Regions from separate parts of the Mus musculus genome. Here regions 1, 2 and 4 are each linked to region 3. The links are chromatin contacts, found by Hi-C or POLR2A ChIA-PET in ENCODE. All regions are on one chromosome and are shown on one strand. The core of a region is the stretch at or near the end of the contact, and the rest is flanking DNA. Distances in the headings are between cores, read along the strand shown. Region 1 has its middle 13 kb from the start of Gm35464. Region 2 has its middle 100 kb from the start of Gm35615. Region 3 has its middle 45 kb from the start of Gm40658. Region 4 holds the start of Klf6 (Kruppel-like factor 6).

Region 1 (6,497 bases), core at 1,848-4,347, 1.1 Mb after region 3:
CTAGGATGAATCAGTTTGGGCAGCAAAGGGAAGCTGCAGGTCCATAAGTTAGGCTCATCTTCAGACTAGGCAGAGACAGGGAAAGTGGTGGTAAGATACTCAAAGGCTAAAACCCCCCAAAACTTAGTTATCTCTTTCTCTTTAATATAGTTGTCTCTGAGAAAATTTGCAGGCATATGGAAATAGCATGTTTAAGTGCTGGCATACACATGCCACGCAGCATGTGTGAGGAGGTAAGACGATAACCTCAGGTGTCTCTCGTCACCTAGTACAAGAGAGAATCTCTTTGTTGGTCACTGTTGTGCATGTCAGGCTGCCTACCCATAATGGTAGCAATGATGTCATGTGGCTGTCCTTTGTACAGGAGAGCATGCTGAGGTTACTCAATCCAGGTTTTTGCCTCCATGGCGTCTTTCTGGGTGTCAATGTTTTCCTGTTTATTTTTTAAAGAAGACATTTGCTCTCAGCTAGTCTGTCAAGGCAGAGTCTTTTCTTGAGTTTGAAAAGAATTTAAAGGTGATCTATGAGTGTTAGAAGACCTTATGAGCATTGTTACAATCAAACTGGAGTTCTCTCTGAGCTCTCAGCAGCTTCTGAGTTGTTCATCGTGAGTGTCAGCTGACAGTTTGTATGATGAGGTCAACCTCATCCTAGGATCCGCCCTGAAAATGGCATAATTCAGAAGCTGACTTCAGTGCCATTCCCATACTTGTGAGGAAGGCTATATGTATTATGTACTAAAGAGACACTAATTAATTAGCACTGATATATTACTACTGAAGTGAAATTATCTCCTGTGCATTTATTGACATATCTATGTTTACACTGTTACAGCAAAATCACTTTACATTAGTTAGAACTTAATTTACTCCATGAGCAAAGTTATGTAACTAGCTATAAGGAATGCAAAAGCAATTTGCAAATATAAAATTGTTTGAAGGAGCAAATGTAGAGAATGATGCTATTAAGATTATCATCAAAATTCAATTAAATGTTCACCAGCTTTTAGGTATGAAAAGGGAAGACATACAAGCCTGAAATGCTAGCCAACTGTTAAATATTAATTAATGGAAGTAATGTTTCCTGATTTAGCCCTGAAAGTTGGTAAAGCATTTCAAATAAATGTTGACTGAAAGCGAATTCAAAAATTACCTAGAGTTTCATTTGGCAAATCTTAGGAGCCTGAACTCTCACACATATTTACTGCTTAAACTTTTTTTTTCTGCCATGTACAAACAGTTTCCTTTTATTTCCTCCTGTTTAAAGAGTTACTTTCAGCCATATATGGCTTTAAAAGTATAAACCAGTTTAGAGTGGCTATTGAAAATTATTCACTCGTAGCCTAGAGCTAATTTTGGATTTTTGTTCCTAACAATATCATCTGAGAAAGTCTCAAGTGAAAATAGGATTGTAACACACACGTAAAAACTTTGTGGTATTGTCAAAAGGAAATCAGGAGTATTGTTTTATTTTTGTAAAATCTTAGCCTAACAGTTTTCTATCACTATTCACCTTTTAAATCCAAGCATGTGTCCTAAGGAACTTTGAACATGCTTACTAATTTCAAAGCCGGGCCATATCTATGTAATGACATCACCTTCCACTCCCTTGTACTGGGAACTCACTGTTCTCTGAACTGAAAGTCTGGAGCAAATGCCAAGTGTTGTCTCACCTGTGAGCGCATTTCCCATAAGCCCGGTCAGACCTGCCTGGGCAGATGAGGAGTTTAGGTGCTTCTGACCCGTTCGAGACTGATTCTTCAGTCTTGTTAAGACTATGGTCAATGCCACAGCGATAGACAGTCATGGTTGCCAGCTTATCATTGTTCCCACTTGGTTGACCTGTCTAAATATCTAAAGATAGACGTTTCCTCTAACAATTCACATTATTAGGTACATGTGACCTTCTTTAATAATCTTGGTTGTTTCTCCTGGTAGAGAGAAAAGCACTGCAAGTGATCAAGAATATTCTAGAATGGCAAATAAAAGAGACTCTAACCAATGAGAGGAGGAAGTTTGATGATTAGTTATTCTGAACATAGGAGGACTCAGCCAAAGGTTCTTGTGTTGGTCTCTCATCTGATATATGATCCTAGAATGATGTCCCTAGGGACAGAGACACAATGCATTCTAGAGCTTCGGTAGAACTCTGCAGTAAAGTGACAAACTGTCTCCTTGTCTGGCTTATACTGTTGACACAGCTTGATAAACAAGGACAACAACAAAAATGTAAATAGCATGCAGTGTGGCTCCCCCTGAAAAGGGGGGGGGGTGGGCAGGGCCTGCTGTTTCTTGACAGGGAGTCTCACACTGGAGAACAATAGTTGATAAAAATAACCTCAAACATTTCAAAGATGCTGATTTTCAAATGTATATTGTGATTACATTTCTTTGACAGAATTTTTTAGCAAGTAGGAGACACCCTTTCCCAGGACTACAGGGAGGTAGGTGGGAGGGAAGGAAGGAGGAAGGAAGGAAGAAAAGAAAGAAAGAGTAAGAAAGAAAACATCACACCCAGAAAACAGATGAACACATGAAAAAAATCACCACCACATACAAGCACATTCATTATATATACGCAAACACAAATGTGTACATGGACACAGAGACGCATGAACAAATAGGTATACACACACACACACACACACACATATATATATACATATATATATCCATAACAATAAATGCATATGTATTAGAGACATCACAGGCACACACAGATAAATTCACATTGACACTCACATAGACACATATAGACTAACACACACAGAGGCACACATGCATATATACAGACTAATACACACAGACACAGGACATATTTGCAGAGAGATCTGTGAATATCTAAAGATAGATGTTTCCTCTAATAAATCGCATAATTAGATACATATGACCTTCTTTAATTTTACAACTAAAAAGAAGAAACACTTCCTAGGATATGACTTTGTATAAAAAATGTATTTTTAAGATTCTAAATGGAGAATGAGATCTTTTTCAAGTTCTTTCTGACTTTCATTTTCTCATTGGTGGTGGTATCTTTCACTGAGTAAACTTGGACAAAGACAGTGGATGAGCCACTGGCCTGACACACCATGTGGAGCCTGCCCTTTTAGAGCGACTCAACGCCAAAATAGACAGCAAAGGAAAACTAAATCCAGCTTGAACAATACTGGCCCTAAAATAGCCATGGGGTTTATGACCACAGCAGCAGGAAAGGCTGTTGATCATCTGCCAGAATCTTTTCTTTTCGTTTGTCACTATTGAATGACACAGAGGACATGAAGCCCCTGTCAAACGTACAAGTTCAGAACCCCAAATCAGAGATCCTAATAATAGCGCCTGGTGTATAGCTGTCTTCTCTTGGAGAACTAATGAGCCCAGTTCTCCTATGATCTTAACCTGGTATCTCCAGAAGAGCTGCTGGATGTAAGCGCCCTACTCTTTTTTACGTGTTCCCTCCCTTGTCCTTCACAACAATTCTTGTCAGGTAGGTTTTGTACTCTCGTGGTACACATAAGGAAACTGAGGCTTGGAGAGGAAGCTGACTTGCTTATCCATAGAAACATAGCTGGAATGTTCTTTCTGTGGTTAGAAGCATTTAAATGTGCTGGGAAGGAGAGAAACTCTCACTTTTGACCATCTACACAGAAGACACACCACTAAAACTGTAGATCACAAATCATTTTCAAGCCAATAGCAGAATCATTAGCAAAGGAGAAAGAGACCATTGAGTCCAGAATGACAGCAAAGTAGTTCAGAGAGACAGAGTTTAACTGGTGCTAAGTGAAGACCAGCAAATGGAAGTCAAAGAAGACACAGCAAGTTAGAGGCAAGGGAGAGGCTATGTTAGCTCTTTGCTGTGGTCCAGGCTGGCAGGGAGACATATTGACTGGAATTTAGGTTATTGTGGGTAAAGAGACTTAAGACTGAAAGTGGTCTCAGCACAGCTCTGAAAGCTAAGGATTTAAGAAGTCTTTTGAATTCCTTATCAGTTAACAATTGATGTATGGTAAAGGTCAATTCTCTGAATGCAAAACCCTGACCACCAAGGAGGGAGCCTGAAGGGCTAGGACGAAGTGGAGATAAGTACAGGATTGAACCGGTTCTGTTGGAGGCAAAGCAGGAAATGAGTAGCCTGGTTGAAGCTCTGCCTGTAAACTCTTGGTAAATGGAAGTAATCCATGGTAGTCTTAGCATTTCTTCCATTCTTCATGGGACTGCTTCTGTCTGCTGATGAGGGACCACACCATTTAAATGGACTGAAATCAAACTATTTCTCTATCCCCAAATAGTAGCTTTGAGACTGGGAATAATCTGTGTCTGTGGCCATGGACAGAAGATGGGCCACCTTTTTAGAAAGAGTTTTTTTTCCCCAATATGAGCATCACCCTCCCCTAGGAGAATGTGGGACTAATCCAAGGGTGTTGGAAGTTACATAGCAACTAATTCTTCAACGGTGTTTATGAAACGGAAGCCTAGCAACTCATGGAGGAGTCAGATCCACAGGATCTCAGTCCATGAGGCTTACAGTTACAGTTGTAACTGATTCAGAGGTGGTCACATGTTGCTCACCCAGAAAGTAACCCCGGGGCTGCAAGTAACAGGAAAACAGCCATGCCCATTTTATTCATATTTTATAACCTACAGTAAACATTTACTTAGCAATTCCACCCTGTCTATCACCGCCTTAGACACTTATGCAGAACTTAGAGTCATACTGAATGCCAATATGATGTTAATTATTGCAACCAAAAGAGGCCTGTATCGTTAGACTCTGATGAATTTTTAAGATACACTGGAGGGGAAATTGAGTCATAATATAATTCTCTATGAGGGTTTGAAAGTGTGATCCTTAAGATCCTTCTGCTCTGTGTGACAAGCAATACGATTTTTAAGCTCAGACAAAAGTGGGTGTCTTTTGGTTTAGGGTTCTCTTTTCACCAGGAAATCCCCTCTTCTAATAGGATTCTTTTTGTTTTGCTTTAATCCTTAATCTAGGGGGAATGTCCCATCCCTGTGAGTCATCAGAATGGCTTCTCACAGGTAAGACCTAGAAAATTCCTGAAATGCTTCCCCTGATACTGAGAAACGTACTCAAGTCAATTGAGAAAGACATTAAAGGGGTCTGATGAGAAATCTAAATCCTGTGCCTCCTACCCTTTGCGGGGATGTTGCCTGAACCATGAACAACGTTTCCTGGATTCTAGAAACAGGCACATAGTTTGGAATCTGCAGCTGCTGGACAACACCAATTGGGAAAAATAGTAGCACAAAGGCAATAGATAGCCATCTCGCCTTGAAGACGCTGACTCATGCAGATGAGTCATTTACAATCGGCATGGCGACGGGTCTCAGCGGGACCAACTCAGAGAACACTGTGCGCTGAGCGCTGACCATGTAAACAGTGCAAACTCCCTCTTGTGATTCTAGGAAAAGAATCTTAGAACCTTTAGACAAAGAAATCAGAGAGGAGTGTGGCTGCTGTGTGGGTCACACCAGCAAATCCAGGCAACATCCGGACCTTACCATTCTCAGTTCTGATATCCGCTGGCACTGGAGCCCAGAGCTCAACATTTGGGTAAACATTCCACACTGGAGTGAACTACCTTGGTGACCTGAGTAAATTATGAATTCCCAAGACAGAATTACGGTGTCATCGAGTGTGACTGTATGTAGCTGGGCATACATTCATTTCCCCACTCAGATTAGCTATAGCATAAATAATACAGAAGCACCAACCAGAGCCAAAGGTGCTCACTGGAAGGTTCTTTTCTGGTATTAAAATAATGAGTGTACGCTCCTTAAGAACCTTCTAGCAACATGTACAAATAAAGCCACACACAGTGACAAACTGTGCTGCTTGGAGTTTAGCTGATGACATCCTTGTTATTGAAACAGGAAATGACTCAGCCTGGGCTAGACCAGAAAAGATCATATATTATATTCCGTTTTGTTGGCTCGTTTGAAAAAAAAAAAAAAAACCTACCGCAAGGCAACCATGCTTGTTTTCAGGTTTTTAATTTATGCATTCTAGCAAATAAGAAAGAATTTCTTGATAAGCCATTATTAAAATGTTGCAAAACAGGTTTTTCACAAATGTTAGGATCAAATGACTGCTATAAGCTATAGAAGATATGTTTACTATTTTTAAAGGGGATGGGTTAGGGTATTGGAGTCCAGATAGAAAACCTCTCAGCCCTAAATACTAACATTTCTATACTTAGCCGGAGCCTGGTCTGTTTAGATAAACTGATTTTGAACATAATTTTATGTTTATTGCTTTTTTGACTGCATTATGTCTGTGTGAGAGTGTCAGAAGCCTGGAACTGGAGTTACAGATGGGTCTGAGCTGCTATGTGAAGGGTCAATGCTCTTAACTGCTGAGCCATCTCTCCAGACCCTCGATAAACTTTCAAAAAATATTTTAATTAAAATATATCACTTCCCTCCTTCCTTTACATCTCTCAAACTCTTCTTTTCTAACCCATTCAGTCTCAAATT
Region 2 (5,876 bases), core at 3,024-5,523, 1.4 Mb after region 3:
GAGAACAGAAAAGCTAGGTAAGGTCATGCAGCTACTAACAAAGACTAAAACTAATAACAATCAAAGGGGGCCCTTCTTCTGCATACAGTGCATATGTAAGCAAATAAGGGGAAGAGTAAGAGAAACTTAACGATATTGGAAATTACAGATCATATAGAAATAGAATGCAGAACAGTGTATTTTTAGATGCTGACATTTTCCTGTGCTCTGACTTTGGAAATGTAAGCAGGATACAATAATGATGCTGACTTCAGCTAGCATTTTGATGTGTTGTTTATTGCATTCATTTAGATTATTTTTAAATTGCATTAAAATATTATTTATAGGTGCTAGAAAGACAGCTCAGTGGATAAAAGCATGCACTGCTCTTGCAGAGGGCCTGAGTTCAGGTTCCAAGCACACAATCAGGAAATTCACACCTACTAGAAACTTCAGCTCTAGGGGGATACAGTTTACATACACACATATGCACACACACACACACACACACACACACACACATAATAAATAAATAGATAAATAAATAAATAAATTTAAAATATATTATGTTGAGATGTCAGTGAAATTTTTTTTCAGTTGCCTTTGGATTTATGCATAAAGCACCTGTATGCAGTCATTGCTACATTTAAGCAGACACAGCTGAAAGACATCAGACTACTCTATTAGAAAGAACATTCCAAGAGGATGATTCACTGCTGGGGATCAGATTCAGAGACCATAAGCTGAAATGTCTGAAGCAAAAACATCCTTGACAGAGGTTGACAGAGGCATCCTATGACCTTCAAACCTCTCAGCCTCATCCTTAGAAACCACTGTTACAAATGTGGTAATAAAAGCGCACACATGCCCTGGAAAGGGGATAACATTTGACATGTAAATAAAGAAAATATCCAATAAAAAACAAACAAACAAACAAAACACAGCTCACACATGCAACAGTTTGTAGAGCTCAGACGACTTTTTGGTATAGTCATCTCATTTTGAGGCAGGGTCTCTCTTTTTTTCTGCTGCTGCACTGTGCCCCCCAGGACATATGGTTTACAGGCTTCTGGCTGATTCTCCTGTCACCACCTCCTATCTTGCTATAGAAGTGTTGGGATTGGGGTTGGGGATTTAGCTCAGTGGTAGAGTACTGGCCTAGCAAGCACAAGGCCATGGGTTCAGTCCTCAGCTCTGGAATTAAAAAAAGAAAAAAAAGTTTTGGGATTATAGGATTGTGCCAGGGCGTCTGGCCTTTACATGGGTTCTGAGGATCAAAGTGTGGTTACTACGTGCACTCAGCAAGTGCTTTACTTGTATGAGTTATCTCAAATCCAGATGTGAGTCAGGGGTGGTTGTAGTCCTGTAGTCTCAGAACTCAGGAAGCTTAGGCCTGAGGATTGCCACAAATTAAAGACCAGTCCAGGCTACACAATGAGATTCTAGCAACAAACAAAAATAGAAGAACAGATGAATTAATAAATGAGCAAATACATAAATGAAGGCATAATTAAAATGATGTGTTAAAAGTACTCCTGGGGACTGGAAAGATGGCTTTGCAATGACGAGTACTTGCTGCCTTTGCAGAGATACATTTACAGAGCCAGCACCCACATGGCAGGTTCAAAACTGTCTGTAATGCCAGCTCCCAGGAAGCTGAGACCAATCTGGTCTCTGTACACAGCAGGCATGCACATGGCCCACTTAAGTACATGAAGGCGACATTCATCCACATAAAATAAAAACATTTTTAAAACCTAGTTGGGATTTCCTATTCTGGTTAAGCTATCGAAGTTATAAGAGAGATACAAGTATGCACTAAAGAGTAAGCTTTCCTTATGTATTTTGGATATTAGTCCCCTATCTGATTTAGGATAGGTAAAAATCCTTTCCCAATCTGTTGGTGGCCTTTTTTGTCTGATTGACAGTGTCCTTTGCCTTACAGAAGCTTTGCAATTTTATGAGGTCCCATTTGTCGATTCTCGATCTTACAGCACAAGCCATTGCTGTTCTATTCAGGAATTTTTTCCCTTTGCCCATATCTTTGAGGCTTTTCCCCACTTTCTCCTCTATAAGTTTCACTGTCTAGAACTCACATGATATGTACTCATTGATAAGTGGATATTAGCCCAGAAACTTAGAATACCCAATTTATAAGATACAATTTGCGAAACACATGAAACTCAAGAAGAACAAAGACCAAAGTGTGGACACTTTGCCCTTTCTTAGAATTGGGAACAAAACACCCATGGAAGGAGTTACAGAGACAAAGTTTGGAGCTGTGACGAAAGGATGGACCATCTAGACATTGCCATATCCGGGGATCCATCCCATAATCAGTCTCTAAACGCTGACACCATTGCATACACTAGCAAGATTTTGCTGAAAGGACCCTGATATAGCTGTCTCTTGTGAGACTATGCCGGGGCCTAGCAAACACATAAGTGGATGCTCACAGTCAGCTATTGGATGGAACACAGGGCCCCCAGTGGAGGAGCTAGAGAAAGTACCCAAGGAGCTGAAGGGGTCTGTAACCCTATAGGAGGAACAACAATATGAACTAACCAGTACCCCCAGAGCTCGTGTCTCTAGCTGCATATGTAACAGAAGATGGCCTAGTCGGCCATCACTGCAAAGAGAGGCCCATTGGTCATGCAAACTTTATATGCCTCAGTACAGGGGAACGCCAGGGCCAAGAAGTGGGAGTGGGTGGGTAGGGGAGTGGGGTAGGAGGGTATGGGGGACTTTTGGGATAGCACTGGAAGTGTAAGTTTAGAAAAATACCTAATTTTTAAAAAATCCTGATTTAGTTTAAAAAAAAATTTAGCCTTCCACCACTGTCAGTAATAATTGAGCTAATAAACTCATCAAAAGAAAAGATTCATTTTGGCTCATAGTTCAATCTCAGGGGAATTGTTTTTAGACTTGTTTTGAGAAAATACATCTCAGCAGGAACTCCATGCCCAAGCCTCACAGCTATGAACAGCTTAGCCAGAATGCAAAAGAGAGAAAGGAATGGAAAGTTTCCCATCATAGCGTTCACTGACATTATTTTGAATGTGAATCTGAAGACCTTCCATCAAGTCTGGCTTCATAAAGATCTACCATAGCACCAAACAGGGCAAAGTTTTAGGGGAAAACTCAAAGTTCAAATGGTAGTGTTGTTTTAATAAGGAGAAATACTAAAATTGTCTGTCTATCTGTCTAATGCATATAGTATATAATGCGCATAATGTATACAATGTATATAATATAATATATATATATATATGTATAAAACAACCTATATGGTATATATGCATGTATGCATATATGGTAAAAACAAAGATTGAATAAATAAAATCAATTCATTCAACTGTTTTTTAAACTATTTTATATTTTTATTAGATTGATATTCAAAAAGAATTCTATTGAAATAGAACCATCATTTCACGTCTTCCTTTTCTGTAGTAGAATAGAAATTGGCAGAGGTAGTATTTTATGTGAACATTTTTCCTTGGAAAAGTTTCATGGCCATGACAGTTTTCACAGTAAATGTTCTCTTTTTACATACACTATTTAAATTCCACTTTCCTGTTGAAATTTCAATTCCATCTTCTAACACAATTTTAAGAATCATTTTCTTTAGTTCTTCCTTTCTTATATCATCTCTGCACCCTAAACTCAAACTCAGCACAAACCTCCTCCCACATACATGAACTGAATGAAGAGGATGAAAATGCAAAGCATTGTTCTCAGTGCTCTATCCATTAAGCAAAAATAAAAAACGATGCACACATATTCACACTTGAGCGTCATAACGGGAATCACTAAGCAATCAATGCCAGGATGAGAAAGAAGCCAGGTAAGGAATCTCAGCTGTTGAGGAGACTCTGCAAACACACTAGGGAATGTGACAAAGGCAGACAACAGGGAGACTCCTTAGCTAGAAGACTCCACATTTGAATATTGTGGGAAGGGCTCTGCCAGGGAGATGTTTAAAATTCAGTATGGCATTTTAATTAAATTACAACTCTGAATTAGACATAAATCAACTTAGACCCACTTTGGCTTCATTTTTAGCACAAAGAGCCTATCATCTTTTAACATTTCATTCAAAGCTAATTAAATATGGATTTATGGCTCCAGGTACCTGGAAATACTGGGGAACATTCAGAACTTGCTGACCCACTGGGAAGGTAACTATTTTGAGGATCCTAACTGAATGTCAAATATTTGCTGCAGCATGCTGCTTCACAGAGCTAAATGTGTTTGCTGGGTGTGTAAACACATCTCATAAAACACTCATTGTTTCTTTCAATCCCTGGTAACAGTGTAAATTCACTACAAACTGAAAGTCTCTGTTTGCCGCCAACACGGTTTGGTTTCAACACAATGACTCCGGTTCTCCCACTTTGCAACCCTTGGCATTCCTGCTCCTTGAAGCAGGAAAGCATGGTCACTGCTTCTTTAAGCCGACTATTTTTCCTCCTTCTGTCCCCAGCAGAACGGGGCTAAAAAGGATTTTCAGTTCTGAGTATGGGTTCGTAAATACATTCTCGGGTAAGAGAGAAGTACACCCAGTAAAGATGTTGTTAACCCCTGCTAATTTGAAGATAAGCCATGTGGATATACATATTCTTAGTTCGAGGTCAGCTTAGTCTACAAAGTGAAATCCTATCTTAACAAAAAGACAAGGAAAGAAAGGCAAGAGGAAAGGTAGTAAGGAAAGATAAAGAGAAAAGGGGGAAGGAGAGAGAAAACGTTCTCCTGGAATCACAGGACTAGGGATACAAAAGGAAAAGAACTCTTTTCAACAGCAGCCATGGCAGGAAGGAAACGCAGAAGCCATATTTAGCTAAGAGCACTACTGTGTATCTTGGGAGAGAATAGCAGCTTTGATGTACTCAAAGAATGATCTATCTTGAAATAGAGAGCCTGAGCAACCTTTCTGGCTTCCTCAAGTCCCTCTGTACTTTGAGGGACTATAGGAGGTCCATAATCAAAACATTTATAGACATTTATAAATGACTAGAAAAGCAGTTTTAAAATTTTTTTCATTTAAGCAGACTTTTTATCCGGGACTCGCATGAGGAGAGGACAGAGCGGCATGAGACCTCGGATATAGTACAAACAGCAGCAAAGGCACATGAGACACTTGGAAGAAACCTGGACTCGCACCAGGAAAGGGGCTTTCATAGAACAGCCCCTGCTTCAGTCAATCAGAAATATCTGAGAGCAGTGACAGGTGGCTTTGAACTTGGCTCTCAAAGAAAGACCGTTGAAATACTGTGCCAATTACCCTCTGGTTTCCGTTTCATGCTTATACAACTCATATTCCAAAAATATTTGTTTTGCTTCCTAGTTAAAAATAAATAAATAAAATTCCCTTTTAGAACTCAGAGCATAGCTTGCCCTGGGGGGGGGGGGGGGAATCACATCATATGGTCTGCAATCTGTTTCTAGGGACTGAAATCCCCCCCCATTTCGTATGGGACACAGAAGCCCCTCTCTGAGTATTCACTCCAAATCGCAGTTTGGTCAACAGATGGATCTCTCTCCGCAGGACCAGGAGTTACAGGTCTTTAATCCCAGATACTTGGGAAGCTGAGGTAGAAGAATTGTGAATCCAAGATTTTCCTGCACTAGAGTAAGTTCAATGCATTTCTGGGCAACTCAGTGAGACTCTGTCTCAAAATGAAAAGCATAAATAAGGTTTATTATATAGTTCAGGGTAGAGTTCTTACCAAGCATGTTTAAGACCCTAGATTCAATCTCCAGTGTTTCACATATATAAATGTAAATTAGTACAAGCGTATGTAGTAGAACAAGCTTTCCTACATGGTTGAGATATAGTCAAACTGACAGACATGTTGATGTTGCTTTCAAGCTCTCTGACTGAGATGGAACACACACTG
Region 3 (6,362 bases), core at 3,089-5,588:
ACATATCAAGCTCAGTTTGTATCATGTTACTTGTATGTATTTTTTTAGGGCTGATTGTTTGGAATTGGATAACCAACTGGTGAATTCTTGGCTGCCTGAAGATCTTTTTATAGAGTTGAGGTTACCTAGTCTTTCCCCATGTCCATTTTTGTTGTCCTTGTTCAGCACATGTTTAGACAGTGATGTTAGTGACATTTTCTGGATATAGTTTCTAACTTTACTAGGGGATACAATCTCACCGAAAACATTCTGGCCTTTTTGCTCTTTCAATCTTTCTAACCCTTCTGCAATGTTTTCAGAGCCTTAGGTGAGAGTGTTTTTTATAGATGTATCTGTGGGGACTGTGTTCAACAACTCTATGTTTGATTGGCTGCAGTTTTTCTGTAATTGTGTTTGTTTCAAAGATCAATTTTTCTCATGAATAATGAGGACTACATTTATGGGTCTAAAGGCAGATAATTAGAATGTAGACAGGAATTATGTTGGCTTACTAAAGTGGCAACTGTAGGTTCTTCTTTGAGATCTATGACCTCAGAATACCTGGTTAGCTGGTAGGTTTCCAGTGTCACGCATGCATTCCCTCTTATTGGACTGATTCTCAGTTTCTGGATTGTGTTTCCCATGATCCTTCTGTCTGAGTTTTCCTGGGCAGTTCTTGAGCATTTATTCTCCTTAATTTCTCTCTCTTTAATTTCATTGAGTTGTTTTTTTCTTGTTTTCTTTAGTTCTTTACTTTAGTTAATTCTTTAATGATGTTCATATTTTTTTCTATTAAATTCTGTGTCCTCAGTCTCATATAGACAATTCTCATTGGCAAACATTTTTATGGGATATGTTGACTTTAGAGAGAAGATACTTGATTTTATTCTTTTATATTGATCATATTTTTACAATGAGATCTGTGGACTTCCTTAGTTCTAATCTTAGATGCAGGGACTATGTCAGAATAGAAGCAAGTTTATACAGGGGCTTTAGGCACAAAGGTTGCATATGGATTGTGACAAATGAAGTCAGGATGTGCCTCTTGTACATCTGGCATGTAGAGATGTCTCTGAAAATTGGTGGAAAGGTTGGATGATGAAGAAGGTGCCTATGAGCTGTGGGGTAGGCAGGGTGAATTCCGTTGGGAGCCTAGAGATTGGTTATGGAATAGGCCAGGGGTGGTGTTGGATGGCATACGTGGTCAGGAAAATGGATGTGAGATCCGGCTAGATCTAGGGGTTGGGAAGGCTGCGTGGATGGGCAGCATCAGGGAGCCTGACTCTTAAACCCTGGAGAAGGGAGCAGGTGATAGAACTAAATGGAGATTGGATCAATAAATAAACCTTAATGAAAGTTTTGTATAATGAAAAAGACTCTAGAAATGTAAAGTTGCCACAGACAATATGCTCACAAGCAAAAAGTAGATTAATTAGCCAGAGCTTTAGAGAAAATCATAGAAAAAAGTTACTATTAGTAGCTATGAGGACATTGTGTGCAATTTAAATATATTTGCATATTTATAGATGTTATAAACTGTTTATGTCCTGGAAAGCACTTAAATGTAGACTTTAAAATAATAAATTTCCTGATACATTCTTCCATAAATAAAATAGAGCAGAATATCAAATTATTTTAAAATTTATTTTGCAATACTGGTGTCTTTTATTTTTCACTTATAGTTTGTTATTGGATGAATTTATTTACCAATGAAAAAATAATCCTGGTGGTTTTTTTTTAATTAAACTTGCATTAAACCTAAAAATGGTTAAAATGGTAAAGACTCTTTAAAAAACCTTAAAATAAAATCTTAAAAAAAAACCCTTGTAAATCTATAATTCTGAAGACTGTATGTTACTGAGATAGAGGTCAGCTTGTAGATCAGAAATGGGGAAGAGGGAAATGAGGGAGGAGTGTGGAGGGAGAATCAACCTAAATGGCATACTTACAAAGTCCCCATATGTGATCCTATTCCCTTGTAAGCTAATTTTAAAAAGAAAAATAAGATATGAAAAATGACTGAGACAAAGTAATAAGCTTGTGAAACAGAAACAGAGCTTTACTTGTACAACCACTCTGGAAATCAGTCTGGCGGTTCCTCAGAAAATTGGACATAGTACTACCGGAGGATCCCGCAATACCTCTCCTGGGAATATATCCAGAAGATGTCCCAACCGGTAAGAAGAACACATGCTCCACTATGTTCATAGCAGCCTTGTTTATAATAGCCAGAAGCTGGAAAGAACCCAGATGCCCCTCAACAGAGGAATGGATACAGAAAATGTGGTACATTTACACAATGGAGTACTACTCAGCTATTTAAAAAAATGAATTTATGAAATTCCTAGGCAAATGGATGGACCTGGAGGGTATCATCCTGAGTGAAGTAACCCAATCACAAAGGAACTCACACAATATGTACTCACTGATAAGTGGATATTAGCCCAGAAACTTAGGATACCCAAGATATAAGATACAACTTGCCAAACAAATGAAATTCAAGAAGAACGAAGACCAAAGTGTGGACACTTTACCCTTTCTTAGAAATGGGAACAAAACACCCATGGAAGGAGTTACAGAGACAAAATTTGGAGCTGTGACGAAAGGATGGACCATCTAGTGATTGCCATATGCAGGGATCCATCCCATAATCAGCTTCCAAACGCTGACACCATTGCATACACTAGCAAGATTTTGCTGAAAGGACCCAGATATAGCTCTCTCTTGTGAGACTATGCCGGGGTCTAGCAAACACAGAAGTGGATGATCACAGTCAGCTATTGGATGGGTCCCACGGCCCCCAATGGAGGAGCTAGAGAAATTACCCAAGGAGCTAAAGGGAACTGCAACCCTATAGGTGGAACAACAATATGAACTAACCAGTACCCGGGAGCTCTTGTCTTTAGCTGCATATGTATCAAAAGATGGCCTAGTCGGCCACCACTGCAAATAGAGGCCCATTGGACTTGCAAACTTTATATGCCCCAGTACAGGGGAACGCCAGGGCCAAAAAGGGGGAGTGGGTGGGTAGGGGATTGGGGGGGTGGGTATGGGGGACCTTTGGGATAGCATTGAAAATGTAAACGAGGAAAATACCTAATTATAAAAAAAAGAAACAGAGCTTTAGCACTTAAGGCTAAACACTGACATTTCTAGACACAGGACATCACTTACGCAAGAGAGAACAACATTCGTTTCTTATGTTCTTAACAAAACCCACCAGTTACACATTACACACTCATCCATTAGAAAGATGATGATTTAGCAGGGTTCTAGATGCTCACTCATGTGTGTGGTGGTGAAGATGTTTCTGCAAAAGTCACTTCACTTTACCCACAGTGCCAGTTGTTACATTTCAGCAATTTTTATGTACTTTCCACAAGACTTTGTATTTCCCTTTCAGCAATCCTTCTACTTTGAGATACCTTTTCTTCTGGGTTTTTGTATGGACATCTTAAGAACACATAACACAAGTATCTTTATTTAAGAATGTGAGATCAGTCTGTGTTCAGCACAGTATTATTGTGGGCTTTTATTCATAAATTGCTCTTAAAGCATATAGAAAGAGAACAGAACAAAAAAGTATGGTAAGAATTTTTTGAGAATATTTTTCCTAAGATTGTGTGTGTGTATATGTGTGTGTGTCTGTGCATGTGTATACACATACACACACACACACACACACACACACACACACACACACACATATATATATATATATATATATATATATATATATATATATTTGTGCTTGATATATATGTATTACTCATTAAATGTATTCATTAAAGTTGATGTAATGCTCCTTCACGGTTATTGTTTTTAAAGCTGTCCTCTTTTGAATAGCTTGAAGGTCCTTCAGGAATTGCAAGCTCTGTTGTGAAACAGAATGTTCATATCGTCCTGTTACTCTTTGGCTCTGCTAGTTCGCTGATTAAAATAGGCTCACGCGCAGGACGCTAATCTCTGTTTATAGAAAATAGCAAACAGATGGAGAAGCAATGATGAGTAAAAATAGACCCTTTCCTCCAGCAGATCTTTTAACACATAGATGTCAAGAAAGCCAAGAAGTCAGTGAAACCTAGTCTGGTGTTCCCTACACTACCCTGAAGTGACAAATCGCATAATGACAGGGATCCGTTTGCTCCTGAGGCAACAGCTAAGCGGGACTTCCAGTACTTTCTATTATAGGTGGCTTTTTCATTGCAACCTCCATTTACTTGGCAGGGCCTCTGGAATCTCTGACTGGAACTCTGAATGAACACTCCTCTTGTTTGAATCCTGCTGATCCCCCAACTGTAACTGGATCAGCTGACATCACCAGTGTGCTGAGCCCTGTGAAATGTCTCTGTAATTGGACTCCACTCTTGAGTCAGAGCTTGGTAAACCCTGGAGAGGCGCTGTGGTCCGCGTGCTCAGCATGACTCATGCCTCTAGTGCCTGGAGACTGTTGCTATGTGAGACTTCCTGTTAAGTGTTTACTTCTTACAGTGGGTTTGTCCTGTCCCAAGAGCTATTTGGATTTGGTATGCGGGGTGGGGTGGGGTGGAGTGGGGTGGAGTGGAGTGGGGGCAGGGGCAACTAGGGCAAAGGATTTGCCTTTTTCTTCTGAAAACAAGGATCCTGGGAGAGTCAGCTCTGAGTTAACTTCCTTAAATGGTCTGGCAGCTCATGTTTACAGGAAGAGGAAAATCTGGGAAATGCTGATAGAAGTCATAAATGCAAGGAGGGAAAAATAGCATAGTTGAGGTCATATGCAGGTGCCTGAGGGTTATTTTTTTTTAATGCCTATTTGTGTCATTCTTATGCCAAACATGCTTTAAATTATTCAAAATGGTTTTATTTAGACTGCTTTTAAAATTAAATAAACATTTTAAAGTTTTCAGTCAAAACTCTTCTGTGACAAATTAAGGAACATTGAAGAAAAGGCATAGAGACAACCTACCAGGTAGCACTTTACAATTGTGAAATCATTTTCTTTTCTGAATGATAGGTAGCTATAAGACACGGTGGCGGTTGAATAAACATTTAATCAAAACCAATATACGTTTATGTGAACATGTGTTTCTACACGTGGTTTTATAGATAGAAGTGGAGACTGGATAGAAGGCCAGTATATTACAAGGAAATGGGATTTGATTCTTCAACAGTGCTCAGATCATTCAGGCGTATGAATATACTGGATTGTGATGCAACCTTGGTAATAGGGAGTTCAAGCCAACTCTATTCTCAGAGTCATATGAATTCAGCTTAGTTCACATTGCCAAGGCACACTGGCAACTGCAGCTGACACAAGAGATAATCCATGTGTCAGCCAAGAACAGATAAAGAAGAGTATGAGATTCTTGGAGCTAACTCAGGCTGGGAACAGGAGAGGTGTTCATTGCTGTTCTGTAAACAGCAAAGACAGGAGCAGAATAAGGAGAATGTCATGTTGAACCTGTGAGTCACAAGACCAGAACTAAAACAAAGCCCTCGGGGGCCATATACACCCCAAGAAGCCAAAGGGGTGCTTTGGAGAAAGTCTAACTTCATTGTGCTTATAGAGTAGAGTGGTTAATGGAGCCAGCATTATGAACCTGCATATACAGCTCTTTCTTGTTCCTTCTCAAGAACAGTAGCTTTTCAGAAAGTTGAAGGAAAAAAAATAGCAAGTATTGGAAGAAGGTGTTACAGTAACTAGTACTGTATGTTTACTTTGCCTAGAAAGGATCTCATGCCATCCAGGCTGGCCTATTGAGGTTGGTCTTCACCTTTTAATCCTCTATGTGCTATTTCTCTTTTGTGAGGATTAGAGACATGATACCACCTTGCACCATTTAACGTATGTTGGGCATTGAACCCAATTGTAGAAATAATATTTCAGTATTCACAGAGCCAGAGAGGGCAATCCTCAGATTATGGGTTTTAAATGCAACCACTTGTATCATCATTAATACATACATCATAGAGTGGCTTTCTGTATGCATTTATATCTGAAAGACAACTTCAGTTAATTAAAAGGAACTTTGCCCTTCCTTTGTCTTTGACTGTTTTGGTCACATACTATCATTTCATCAGGAATAAAATAGCCTAATTCTTGTTTTGAATGAGAAAACGTACCTTGGTGGCTTTAATATGACTTTTGCTTATTAAATCATTTATTTTCTTATGTCATTAATTTGTAAGATTCAGCTCTTAGACTATGTTCAGCAAGTTCCATGCATGATCCATGGTGCATATGTTCTCATCTGCTGACAGACCTAACCAGAGGAGGGGACCCTGATTCCCATTGGTCAACTAGGATTCCAGAGAAAGTAAGAGGGAGACAAGCAATAAGAAAAAAAACAACAGCAGAATGGATAAAGTGAAGGAGAGAAGAAAGGGGAGAGAACAGAAGAAGT
Region 4 (6,309 bases), core at 212-2,711, 1.1 Mb after region 3:
TAGGGTAGATGGGATGAAGGCCCATGGTCACCTCCATCTCTTCCATACAATAGGCACGTGAGATAACTTTTCCCATCTTCGCCCCCATACATAGGCCTACAAACCTGACAAGCCTATGGTTCTGGCACATGCTTCTCTTCTAGACTTCGTAAATTAAACAGAAAAACTCCCCTCAGCTTATTTTACGTACTTGACAACTTTTAAAAGGATACTATTCATTAAAAATTATATTCGAAGTTGTTATAATTGGATTTTTATTCAAAAATTTTAGTCGCTCGTTTTTTTTTTTTTTTTTTTTAGATATCATGGTGTGCTTTGGTAGATAATTTGTATGAAAAAAATTGTCATCTTCAACCTAATTTGAATTGTTTACACATCCATGGGAAAGCCTGTTAACCTTGGTGAGACATCTCCGAGACTGCCTTCTACGAGATAAACAGATTTAAACCCCATTAGCAGCAAAATCTGCATCTTCTTTGAATTAAAACTGTGCAACAAGAAAAAGGGGAGTTTTAAGCTGTGAATGTCCAGGTCTCCAAGTACAGTGTGGCCATGGCGCCAGGTCACGGATGCGATCTTAAAAGCTGCATTTTCAACTTTTGAGTGGGTAAAATTCATTCCTGAGAACTGAGTGTTTTTGACACACTGGTCAGGTAGGGGGCTTTTGAGATGCTCTACCGTTTCCCCCTCTCTGCCTGCGTAAGAAGTGGGGGTATTTTGGTCTCAGGCTCCTGTCATCCTCCGTCCTAGACAGAAACTACCACACAGTGACTCTGGAGTACCAAGTCCCCCTGCTGTTCGGTCTTATTGTCCCATCGCCACAGGGAAACCTGCGGGCACGTTTGCGCCCACCCCGGGGCACCTCTGCATCTCTGAGTATGGAGGGGACTCCGAACAAAGAGAGAAATCAAGGGACCAAGGAGAATGGAGGGTCAGGGAAGGATCCGGGAACACGGGAACCCAGCGGGAGGAAATGAGGGGGATCGGGAATATGTCTGCTATCTTTGGTCTTTTTGGGGGGTGCCGGTCCGTGTGACCGGATCAGAAGGTGCAACCGGGCAGCCGGGCGGCGGGGACAGGTGCCCGGTTGCCCGGCTAGGCTCCCCCAGCTCCGGCCGCTCCGGCCGCACTTCTGCAACGTTGGGCTGTACACCTCCCAGCGCCGACTCCTTCGGTGCGCCGTAGCCCTCGCCTTATATACCCTGCTAAAAATAGCCTGTGAGACGTCTTTCCAATCAGCGCAGGCCGAGTTCGAATTGCACCAATAAGGAGGCCTTTAATGAAGAGGCTCGGTCACGCCAGGCGGGGCCGCTGTGTGTCCGCACCGGCGATTGGTGCGAGCTGACATCATCGTCGCGCAGCCCCGGGTACAGGAGCGGCAGGATTGGGTACCGTGGGGGGCGGAGCTCCAAGCTGGTCACGTGGGGGGAGAAGGGGGGAGCCAAGCGGGGGAGGAGGGGGGAGGCTGGCAGCGGAGCTTTGAATAGGGAAGTTTTGCAGGGGTTACGCTTGCAGTCAGTCCGCTGTTTGCAAATATTGCGTGGGCTCGGCGCGCTGCGGGCTGCGGGAGGGTCCGGACCCGGCGTCCGATTGCAGCGCCATCCAGTTTGCATGAAACTTTCACCTGCGCTCCCGGGAACAGTTTCTGCTCGGACTCCTGATCGTTCACCTCCCTGTTTTCCCGACAGCGAGGACTGTCTTTTCCAACCCGACATGGATGTGCTCCCAATGTGTAGCATCTTCCAGGAACTACAGATTGTGCACGAAACGGGCTACTTCTCGGCTCTGCCGTCCCTGGAGGAATATTGGCAACAGGTAAATACGGATTTTTTTTTTTTTTTCACCTGCCCGGTACGCCGAGGAGGGAGTCGCGCGGAGGAGCAGGCAAGATGGTGTGTGCTTGGAAGTGCATCTTTTTAATGATGATTAGCATTTGCCTAATTAAAAATATAAAGTAATGATCTTAAGATGTCCTTCTGCTGCCTGGAATGATGAAGGCACTGTAGAGCGAGCCTTCGGGAGCGAGGAGTAGAGTTGTCATTTGTGTGAAGGCGAGCTCTCCTTCCCACTACGTTTTTATTTCTTCATTTTTTTTTCGTGTTTTGCTAATTCCGAGCTTACGAGCAGCATACACCTGGGGGGGGGGACCCCAAATTATTCTGACCGATCCAGACCTGAGCCCTTGGCACAAGTTTGGGGTTTGTACCAGCTCCAAACTCCACAGCTGGACCCTGTCATACGAACGAGCTTGCCTTGACTACCAAAAGATTTGATTTAAGGATTTTGGTTTTGTTTTGATATTTGTATGTCCCAAATTTAAAAGTCTTAACATTTTGCTTGCGGAACGCAGTAGTTCTTTTTGAATTCAAGGCCATTTGCAGTTTCTTTTCCGTCTGGATAATTTCTTATCATTCACGTATGCCTGCCTTGTTTTTCTTACCTGCTTTTCTTGTTGACTGCGCGGCGGGTGTGTGTGTGTGGGGGTGCTGTTTGCACACAAGTGACTTGTCAGTCATATGACAATGAGTCCATTCCTAGTTGCTTCGGGTCTTACTTTGGGCAAGAAAAATCTCTAATTCCGGCATTTTAGTGGAACTAGAATTTGGGGCAACCGGAATAAAAGAAACACCCCCTACCCCTTCTAAGTCATAGGATTCTGTGAGTGGCAAAAATATTCTCAAACACTTTCACCATTGTCTTTAAAAACGATGATTCTGTGGCCGTCTCTCTACCCTTCTGGGTATTTTTTTTCCTCCAAGTGAATTAGCAGATCAAATAAATTCCGTCGGTTTCACAACCTCCCAGGCTTTAAAACCCAGGAAAAGCGAAGTGTTGGCTGAAACCTCCCCATGCCGGCTTAATTGTTCACAATCCTCTCTGCCTTTCTCTCCCCCTCTCCATTTTTCCTCCTCAAAGAAGCTGCTCCCTGGGACGTGATTGAAATTGATCTTAGTAGTTTCCTTTAGGCATTTGGGATTTGGGCAACTAGCCAGACTTGGCTCCTGGTCCCCTTCAGAGCCTTTTAAACTCCCAGAGAGCTTCGATCAGGTCCCCACTGCTCATCAGCATACTGGCGATTTTAAATTAGCCAGTTGATTAAAGTTTAACAAGATCTTCATAAATGTCTTCGCCATTTCTTTGGAACATCAATAATAGGTATCGCCGCTTCGATTCCTAATACTGTACACACTGTAACAGACATCGAATTTTGGGGGGAAATGGAAAACAGGCACCCCCTCTTCCTTAGCTTGCTTGTGCTTGCTGTGTGAGGCCGGGACTTAGGATGTGTATACTGTGATAGAAGGCACATTGTTTAGTAAGCTTTAGCCCTTTTGCTGGTAGCCTGTGCTCAAGATGGTCTGTACCCTGATAACATTTTTTTGTTGCAGTTTAGTGCCGAAATTTCTGTCTGTAGAATAGAATACACAGAGGCACAGACGGCCTTATATGGGCATGCAGGCAAAGCTAGTGAAAAATCAGGGCCTACATAATTGAATCCTAAAATCTTTCCTACCGTTTTTCTTTTCCAGTGGCTAGAAAGTTTGAGATGGTGGGGAGAGGGGATTGCTGATCTCTGCAGTGTGTAGCTCCTTGAAAGGTTGGTGGCAGGGCTGGGAAGGGGCACCCTGTTATGGCACACTGCATGTATATTTGAGCCGGGTCCTTATTTGGCTGCAGGTCAGAATTTCAAAAGGAAGTCTCCTTTGGCATTGCGTGAAAGAAAAAGGAGTGATGACTCATACTGTTGTACCCTTGGCCAGGAGATAAAGTCCTTGTTCATTGTGGGACTCCCAGAAGGGCCAGGGAGTAATTTCCCCTTTCCATCCTTTACAATAGCAGATAGCTACTCTGGAAGAATTCACTTCTGTTGTCAAGGTTTCTTGTTTCCCTGTGGCCAGTGCAAAGAAATCATTAAAGTTTGGTGGTATCCATAGTCCTGGACTTGGGAAATGACATTTAAAAATATGCATGTGTATATGTGTGTGTGTGTGTGTGTGTGTGCGCATATATATATATATATATATACATATATATATATATATATATATATATATATATGCATATGTATATGTATATCTCTTAGGTCCCAGCTACACAGAAAATGAGAGGTTTCTTTTCAAATGTATCGATGCCCATGAAGTGAATACAGACAGCTATCTGCTGCCTGTTCTCTGACTACAGCCAGCCCTATATTGTCAGCTGTGCCCCCCAAGTGGGTCTTCAGACCACACTGCACGCTGTGCAATATTTCTGTCCTGTTGGGTGAATACTCTTGGATGGCTAGGGCTCTCTCATTGATGCTCATAGTTCTAGAGACTGTCAGAGGATCTGGTTAAACCTGTTAGGTTGGTGGGAGGGGGAGTGATGTGTGTAAGGCTGGTTTTCTTTGTGTGGCTTACCAGGATCGTCATTAGAAATGTCAACACTTGTAACTATAACAACAAAACAGGCTTAGTGATCATCACTCACTGTGACCATTGGTCCAACACTGGAGAAACCAAGAGAGGTCTCACCTCTACTTTTCCTTCAGATTCCTAGAAACAGCTTTCCTCTAGAATTCTCGGGGAAATAGATTCGCATTACAAAAGACTTTGTGACCCACAATACCTGACACAGAAATAATTTATTTGTCCTTTGTTGCATGTTTCCTTTTTTTTTTTTTTTTATTCCTGTGTGCTTTCAGTTCCACTTTCAGTAGCCGTAACAGTCACGTGCCTTCTTGTGGTTCCTTTTGCACAGACCTGCCTGGAGTTGGAACGCTATCTTCAGAGTGAGCCCTGCTACGTGTCAGCCTCTGAGATAAAATTTGACAGCCAGGAAGACCTGTGGACCAAATTCATTCTAGCTCGGGGGGAGAAGAAGGAGGAATCAGAACTGAAGATTTCTTCTAGTCCCCCAGAGGACTCTCTGATCAGCTCCAGCTTTAATTATAACTTAGAGACCAATAGCCTGAACTCTGATGTCAGCAGTGAGTCTTCGGACAGTTCAGAGGAACTTTCACCCACGACCAAATTTACCTCTGATCCCATTGGTGAAGTCTTAGTCAATTCAGGAAATCTGAGTTCCTCCGTCATTTCCACACCTCCATCTTCTCCAGAAGTGAACAGGGAATCTTCTCAACTATGGGGCTGTGGGCCAGGAGACCTGCCCTCACCTGGGAAGGTTCGAAGTGGGACCTCTGGGAAGTCTGGTGACAAGGGTAATGGCGACGCCTCCCCAGATGGCAGAAGACGGGTACATCGGTGCCACTTTAATGGCTGCAGGAAAGTTTACACGAAAAGCTCCCACTTGAAAGCACATCAGCGCACTCACACAGGTCAGTCCCCTCTTGGGGCCTGGGTGGTCAGCTGCTGGTGGGCGCCCTCAGTCGATCAGCACTGGGAGGGAGCCAGGACCCCCCCAGGATGCGGTCACAAGCAAGACAGTCCTCACTTCCTAGATTCTTGTCTCTAAGGAATTGGGTCTTTTTTGGAGTTCAGAGTAGAATCTTAAAAGACTGGACATTTGAATCAGATGAATGGTTCATGCTTTCAGATTAAACAGGAGGCCAGATCACATTCTCCATGGATACCCAAACCTTCACCCACTGGGTGCTCATTTCCCATTGTCCCATGCATCGTGCTATGTTGGGTTGCACCTCTTTCTTTGTCATGTAAGTGCAGGCTCAGGACAGACACTCCTTGGGCAGCCTGAAGTTTGCTGATGTTGACAGTGGTATTTTGAAGCCTCAGAGTGAGCAAAAGTCTTGGGCTAGTGGGCATTTACTGTGAATACAGCCACAAAAACAAGGGCTTTCTTAACACAGTGCTACTACTTAGATTAAATTCTGTTTATTTGAAACTGGCAGCACAACATCTGGGATAGGAGGGGAAGGATAACAGGATAAGTAATTGTAAACTTGTATCTTACCGAGAGGATAGTCAAATTCTTGAGAGATGAAGTCAGGGCCCTGAAGAGGCAAAGAGCTAGGAGAGGATATGAGTGTTCCCCAAACAAGATGGCTTTTGCCTTGGGTTGATTTGAGCATCATTTTTCACTCATGGGTAGCATTTTGTTCTGTTCTACACTTATAATTTAGCTAGGGAGTGATGTCAATTTGGTCGTTTGATTGCCATCTAGAAACGGATCCACAAGCCCTCTGAATGAGGTTTTTTCTCAGAAACGCATGATTTCAGTTTTGTAGAAATGTAGAAGGTCCCAGACGACTCATTCCACAGGGAAATGAGTAAGGAGTAAGTGCTGGAGGGGACCCGTCTCCATGGAGAAAGCAATAACTCTCCTCCCTCAGCAAGGCTGTGGGTCCTGTGG

Evidence for each region. A loop is a pair of places that touch in the nucleus more often than their neighbours do. ChIA-PET counts read pairs that join two places held with the same protein, here RNA polymerase II (POLR2A).
Region 1: a map of heart shows a loop between it and region 3 (8-fold over the local background). The contact joins two enhancer-like sites. A Hi-C loop is called at or near these places in 1 of 37 maps with a recorded cell type or tissue (heart). POLR2A ChIA-PET finds 5 or more read pairs at or near these places in 1 of 5 experiments (Patski).
Region 2: a loop to region 3 is called in a map of left cerebral cortex, with 2.5 times the contacts of the local background. The contact joins two enhancer-like sites. A Hi-C loop is called at or near these places in 5 of 37 maps with a recorded cell type or tissue (Patski, T-helper 17 cell, heart and 1 more). POLR2A ChIA-PET finds 5 or more read pairs at or near these places in 1 of 5 experiments (Patski).
Region 4: a map of heart shows a loop between it and region 3 (10-fold over the local background). The contact joins the promoter of Klf6 here to the enhancer-like site in region 3. A Hi-C loop is called at or near these places in 14 of 37 maps with a recorded cell type or tissue (Patski, gastrocnemius, heart and 1 more). POLR2A ChIA-PET finds 5 or more read pairs at or near these places in 3 of 5 experiments (Patski and embryonic stem cell).

The regions. Positions count from the first base shown.
Region 1 is chr13:5,839,959-5,846,455 of GRCm38, forward strand. No RefSeq gene overlaps it. Among named protein-coding and RNA genes, the nearest start is that of Gm35464, 13 kb to the left of the region's middle. Within about 2 kb of position 3,098, at least 1 of the 3 ENCODE cell types and tissues checked has a DNase peak (open chromatin) inside an H3K27ac peak, as active enhancers do; it is heart, where a contact is called at or near this core.
Region 2 is chr13:6,185,420-6,191,295 of GRCm38, forward strand. No RefSeq gene overlaps it. Among named protein-coding and RNA genes, the nearest start is that of Gm35615, 100 kb to the right of the region's middle. Within about 2 kb of position 4,274, at least 1 of the 3 ENCODE cell types and tissues checked has a DNase peak (open chromatin) inside an H3K27ac peak, as active enhancers do; it is left cerebral cortex, where a contact is called at or near this core.
Region 3 is chr13:4,767,261-4,773,622 of GRCm38, forward strand. No RefSeq gene overlaps it. Among named protein-coding and RNA genes, the nearest start is that of Gm40658, 45 kb to the left of the region's middle. Within about 2 kb of position 4,339, at least 3 of the 3 ENCODE cell types and tissues checked have a DNase peak (open chromatin) inside an H3K27ac peak, as active enhancers do; they include gastrocnemius, heart and left cerebral cortex, where a contact is called at or near this core.
Region 4 is chr13:5,860,028-5,866,336 of GRCm38, forward strand. Klf6 (Kruppel-like factor 6) reads left to right here and starts at 1,462. Exons shown (of 4, transcript NM_011803.2): 1 at 1,462-1,815; 2 at 4,741-5,317. The coding sequence starts at 1,612.